Linked DNA regions of Homo sapiens: region 2 is linked to region 1. Evidence: read pairs that join two places in POLR2A ChIA-PET (ENCODE). Cell type or tissue: CD4-positive, alpha-beta T cell. All regions are shown on one strand. Each heading gives the region's core, and the rest is flanking DNA. Links, peaks and the distances in the headings are about the cores only.

Region 1 (2,803 bases), core at 169-2,668:
TTGCTGTCCTCACCAGTCTACCCTGGAGGAGCAGGAGTAATTGGAGGAGGAGGAGGAGGGAGTGGAGGGGCCGCGGGGAGCACGTGATGGTACTGCTGGTCAGCAGCAGCTCCAGGCAGGCCAGGGCTGGGAGAGCCAGAGGTCTGAGTGGGTTGTGGGATGGAGTTCTAATTCAGAGACCAGGCCTGGATCCCTAAGAAAGTCTCAGGACAAATGCAGGTCTGCCTGAGACGGGGCTGGGGCCAGTGGGTGCTGAGGGTGAGGGCTGAGGACCAAGGACCTTCGTGTTTGACCCCCGAGGGTGGCCTGCTTGGTTTACGTTCACCCTGGCAGGAAGAGGCTGAGGCAATGTCAGCCCTGCTGGGGAATGTGCTCGGCAGGGCTGGTGACCTGTGTAGTGCCTGTGCAGGCAGGTGAGTGGGAGACAGCTGAGCAATGAACAAGAAAGCTGGACAGGTGAGTGTGGACCAGGTGAGCATGGGAGGGCTGAGTGAGAGACGGTGAGTGTGTACAGGTGAGTGTGGACCAGGTGAGCATGGGAGGGCTGACTGGGAGACGGTGAGTGTGTATACGTGAGTGTGGACCAGGTGAGCATGGGAGGGCTGAGTGGGAGATGGTGTCTGTGTACAGGTGAGTGTGGAAAAGGTGAGCAAGAGACGGGTGAGTGGGAGATGGTGTGTACGGGTGAGTGGGAGACAGGTGAAGATGGGGCAGCATAGTGGGAGACAGGTGAGTAGGCAACAGGGAAGCCGGGCAGGTGAGTGCAGGACCCGGGGGCTGGACAGGCGGGTGGAGGATCCGGGGGCTGGGCAGGTGGGTGGAGGACCCCGGGGGTAGACAGGTGAGTGTGCACAGGGAGGCAGGTATCATCTCCTTCACAGCTGGAACTGCCTACCCCTCTCCTGGCATTTGGAGCCTCTGGGGAGGGAAGATGGAGTTTCTGCCGCCGCCACCCTGGCAGGATGGGGCAACGGTGTGCGGTAGGAGGATGAGGTTGATTCCCTTTCCTGCAGGGCTGGGCTTGTGGGTTAGGACCGTCACCAAGAGGCTCCTCCTAGGCCTCCGTGACCTCTGGATCCCCAAGAAAGGTGGGAAAGAATTTAGGAGGGTTCCGATTTCCCACTGGGCATCGGGGTGAAGCTGGTGCGCCTAAGCGCTGGGAGTCACCTGGGGAAGCGGGGCTGGGCCCACCTGGCCACCCTCTCTGGCCGCTAAGGCAGAGTGAGACCCCAGGGAACGGGCGTGCTTGCTGGGTACCGGGTGTCCTGCAGAGGCAGGGATGTGATCCCCTAGGTGTGAGCAGCTCAGGCAGCCGCGGTGGTCGTGAACGGGGCGGGAGTGGGGGGTGCCCAGGCCATCAGAGGCGGCCCCGCGGCCTGCACCGGCTGGAGTGGGCGACTCAGAGTCTGAGTGGAGGGGGCGGGGGGCGGCGACAGCGGGGGGTCCTGGCAGCGATGGCCTGAACCTGCGCCGGTGGGGGATGGGGCGGGGGCGGGGAGAGCCGGGGGTGGGGGCCGGGGTTGGGGGCCCCGCGGGGAGGCGGTCGGGGGGAGACGGGCTGCAGGCCCGCGCGGGCGGCGTTGGGGGTGCAGCAGCTGCGCGCGGCGCGGGGGCGGGCGTGGAGGGCGGCGCCGCTGCAGTGCGGGGACCCGCTCGCTCGCTCGCCAGCCGTCCCCGCGCCCCGCGTCCCCGCGCAGCCGCCTCCTGGCCTCGGGCGCCGCGCATCCAGGTACGCGGGGCCGGGCTGGGGTCTGCGCCGGGAGCCCCGGGCCTGGGAGGCCCCCCGGGGATGCGGACATTTGGAAGGGTTCGGCCCCGCCGGGAGTGGGGCGCGCGGGGCGGGGCCGGGCCTGGGGCTCCCGGTCAGGGGTCCCGGGAGGGTCCTCGCCGGCGCTGAGGCCGGGTTTGGGGCGGGGGGCGCGGGGTCTCTGGGTGGGCGCCTTCCCGGCGGTCTGGGCACTCCGGGGGCGGCGTGGCGGGGGGCTGGGGTCCTGCGCCCCGCGGTGCGGTGCCGGCCTGGCCTGGCCATGGTGACTTCGCTGCGCGGCCGCCGCATTTGTTCTCCCGCACCCCACCCCCCCACCACCGCCAGCTTCCCTTGTTTACCTGCGTTTCTGTCTTTTCCTGTGCAGAGGCCGCCCCAGCCCATCCACAGTCTCACCCTCATCTCCCCCTCCCCTGAGGCCGCGCGCAGGGGCCCCCAGCATTCACATTTCACATAAGTGCCCCCAAAAAGGGGGGATGGAGGAGGACGAGGCCCTGGAACCCCCCGGCTGGACCCTCAGGGCGCCGGGCCCCCCCACTCTTCCCACCCGGAATCCTCAGAACTGCAGAAGGGGCTTCTCAGCCGCGTGCACCCCTGTCTGCCTGAGCCCCCTCCCCCCCTGCCTGAGCCCCCTCCACCCCTGCCGGGGGTCTGTGGGGAGGGAAGGCTCTGGGGGCCGTCACGTTTAACACCTCACCTGGCCCCACAGAATGAAAGATCTTTGACAAATGCAGAATCAGTGACTTTCTTCCACGCTCCTGGGAGAAGCCTGGTTCACGCCGCCTGCGTTTATCCGGCGCGCAGCCCCGGGCAGCTCTCAGGCCTGGGGATCTGTGTGTTTTCTGGACAGGAAGGAAGCAGCCACCCTCGCCATGGCCTCCCCGCCCGCCTGCCCCTCGGAGGAGGACGAGAGCCTGAAGGGCTGTGAGCTGTACGTGCAGCTGCACGGGATCCAGCAGGTCCTCAAAGACTGTATCGTCCACCTCTGCATCTCCAAGCCCGAACGCCCCATGAAGTTCCTCCGGGAGCACTTCGAGA
Region 2 (2,803 bases), core at 66-2,565, 56 kb after region 1:
CATCTCAAAGTGCTGGGATTACAGGTGTGAGCCACCGGACCCCGCCAAGTTGCTAATTTTTGATCTAGTTTCTTGTCTTCATAATCACATCACTGTGGATAGGTGAGGTTGGGGTAGCACATTCGCCGTCCATATGCTGGCTCACGGAGCTGCTGTCTCGGCCTGTGTTTCTGACGTGGGCCTTGCTTGTCGGGTTTGCATTTCTCTCTGCATTTAATTGGGAGCCTCTTTAGAAGGTGGGTCTGCTTCTGAGCTTCTTTCTGCTGCTGCAAAGCTGGGCTCAGTGGGAATTACGCAAGCCTCGCTGGTTCATGAGGAGGTGGAGGCTGTGAGAAGAAATGAAAGCGCCCCTGAGCCCAGACAATTATTTTCTTCTTGTTTTACAAGCCTGTTGCTGAAGACTCGACATTTTCTGCTTTACGTCTTGTGTGGTGACAGCTGGTTCATGCTTGTCCTTCAAAAAAAGCAACAGTTGCTAAGAGTCCCACAAACAAAGATGTGCTTTGACTCCCAGGAACAGCTGTGGAAGGACAGGGTGTCCTGTCGGCTGCTATGTCCAAATATTCAGACTGCCCAAAACGGCGCCTCAGCCCCTGGCGCCGCTGGGTACTGCCCCTCATTCCTGTCCACCACCCCCATAGCTTTGTATTTTCTAACGGTGAAAAAATGCCTTCTTACTTCTTGACCAGAGACACGAAGTCCTCTGAGTTAATTGAGTCTAAATATGGGGTATTGAGGGAGAAGAGGTCAGCATGAATCATTCACCCATTCATTCATTCATCCATCCATCCATCCATCCATCCATCCATGCACACATTCATTCATGCATCAATTCCTTCATTCACCCATCCACACATTCACTCATGCATCCATTCATTTGTTCACTCATTCATTCATCCATCCATCCATCCATCCATCCATCCATCCATCCGTCCGTCCATTCATCCATCCATTCATTTATCCATCCATGCACACATTCACTCATGCATCAATTCCTTCATTCACCCATCCACACATTCACTCATGCATCCATTCATTTGTTCACTCATTCATTCATTCATTCATCCATCTATCCATCCATCCATCCATGCATTCACTCATGCATCCTTTCATTCATTCACCCATCCATGCATTCACTCATGCATCCATTCATTTATTCACTCATTCATTCATTCATCCATCCATCCGTCCATCCATCCATCCATTCATCCATCCGTCCGTCCATCCATGCATTCACTCATGCATCCATTCATTCGTTCACTCATTCATTCATTCATCCATCCGTCCGTCCATCCATGCATTCACTCATGCATCCATTCATCTGTTCACCCATTCATTCATTCACCCATCCACACATTGACTCATGCATCCACTCATTCATTCATCTATCCACACATTCACTCATGCATCCATTCCTTTGTTCAGACATTTATCCATTCATTCATTCATCCATCCATGCATTTACACATCCATCCACTCATTTGTTCACCCATTTATCCATCCATTCACTCATGAATCCATTAATTCATTCACCCACTTATTCATCCATTCACTCATTCATTCATTCATCTACGCATTCACTTATGCATCCATTCCTTTGTTCCATTTATCCATTCATTCATCCATCCATCCATCCATCCATTCCCTCACTCATCCATTAATTCCCCCCTTATCCATACATTTAGTCATCCATCCACACATTCACTCATACATCCATCCAGTCATCCATTCACTCATTTATCCACTCATTCATTCACCCACTTATCCATTCATTTATCTATCCATTCATACATTCATTTCTTCATCTATTCATCTAGTCAGTCATCCATTCATTCATGCATCCATACATTCACCCATGCATCATCCATTCATTCACCCATTCATTCATTCATTAGCTCATGTATCCACTCATTCATCCATCCATGCATTCACCCACCCATCCACTAATTCACCTATTTATCCATCCATTCAGTCACTCATTTATCCATTCATTCATTTTTCCATTCATTCATTCACCCCTCCACACATTCACTCAGGCACCCATCCATTCATTCACCCATCCAGTAAATCCTGGTTGGATCTCCTCTGTGCCCAGTGCTGGAAATCGTGCTCACAGATGTAGACACAAGTGGGAGGAGAGCCCAAGGAGAAAATGACTTTCTGGGGAGGTGGAGGTGGATCTTTGTCTTTCAAAGGCTCATAAATGGATTTTTCTGACTCAGTGAGAAACCCAACCACTTACGCGGGGGCAGACCTTGTATCCCAGAGAGCAGCCTCACATGCTGTCTCATGTAACTCCCCAATGGACCCAGGAAGTAGGGGCGTCATTTGCTCTGTTTCACCCAGAGGGTAACTGAGGTTGGAGAGACTCACTTGGGGCATGCTCTCATCAATCAGGGAACCAACTCTGAATCATATGTGGCAGTTGGAGGTGCTCCACTAGGATGGAAGCTACACTCACTCATTCATTCAACAAATGTTTAGTGAGGATCTCCTTCAGGCCAGGCCCTGCCCGAGGGGCTGCAGATACAAGATGCGCAACACAGACCACCCCTACCATACCTGGCTTTACTCAACTCTTTTCTAATGGAAGAGACAATGAGTAAATGAAATAAATTGTTAGAATATAGGATGAGGCAGTAAGAAGTGCCAAAAAGAAACACAAGATGATGCAGGGGATGGGGATGCAGTTTTGGAGGGGGGCCTGGAAAAGCCATGCTGAGAAGGGAAGATTGAGGAAATACCTGGGGGAAAGAGGAAGTGAACCAGGAATTTATCTGGGGAAAGAGCATTGCCGGCAGCA

Evidence for each region. ChIA-PET counts read pairs that join two places held together with the same protein. Peaks named below come from ENCODE experiments on the same cell type or tissue, not always from the same donor. Only the 100,000 strongest peaks of a DNase experiment are listed, where the experiment ranks them.
Region 2: POLR2A ChIA-PET joins it to region 1 with 5 read pairs; 5 of 35 experiments call an interaction of 5 or more read pairs at or near these places.

Annotation. Positions count from the first base shown.
Region 1 is chr7:711,340-714,142 of GRCh38, reverse strand. It overlaps PRKAR1B (protein kinase cAMP-dependent type I regulatory subunit beta), which reads left to right. Exons shown (of 11, transcript NM_001164760.2): 2 at 2,616-2,803. The coding sequence starts at 2,638. Among named protein-coding and RNA genes, the nearest start is that of DNAAF5, 14 kb to the left of the region's middle. RefSeq lists a silencer at 1,586-1,665. In CD4-positive, alpha-beta T cell, for the core only: no CTCF peak of the experiment used is centred there; a DNase peak (open chromatin) is centred at 1,632; H3K4me3 peaks cover 863 bases; H3K27me3 peaks cover 374 bases.
Region 2 is chr7:655,395-658,197 of GRCh38, reverse strand. All of the region lies in intron 4 of PRKAR1B (protein kinase cAMP-dependent type I regulatory subunit beta), which reads left to right. Among named protein-coding and RNA genes, the nearest start is that of PRKAR1B-AS1, 54 kb to the right of the region's middle. In CD4-positive, alpha-beta T cell, for the core only: no CTCF peak of the experiment used is centred there; no DNase peak of the experiment used is centred there.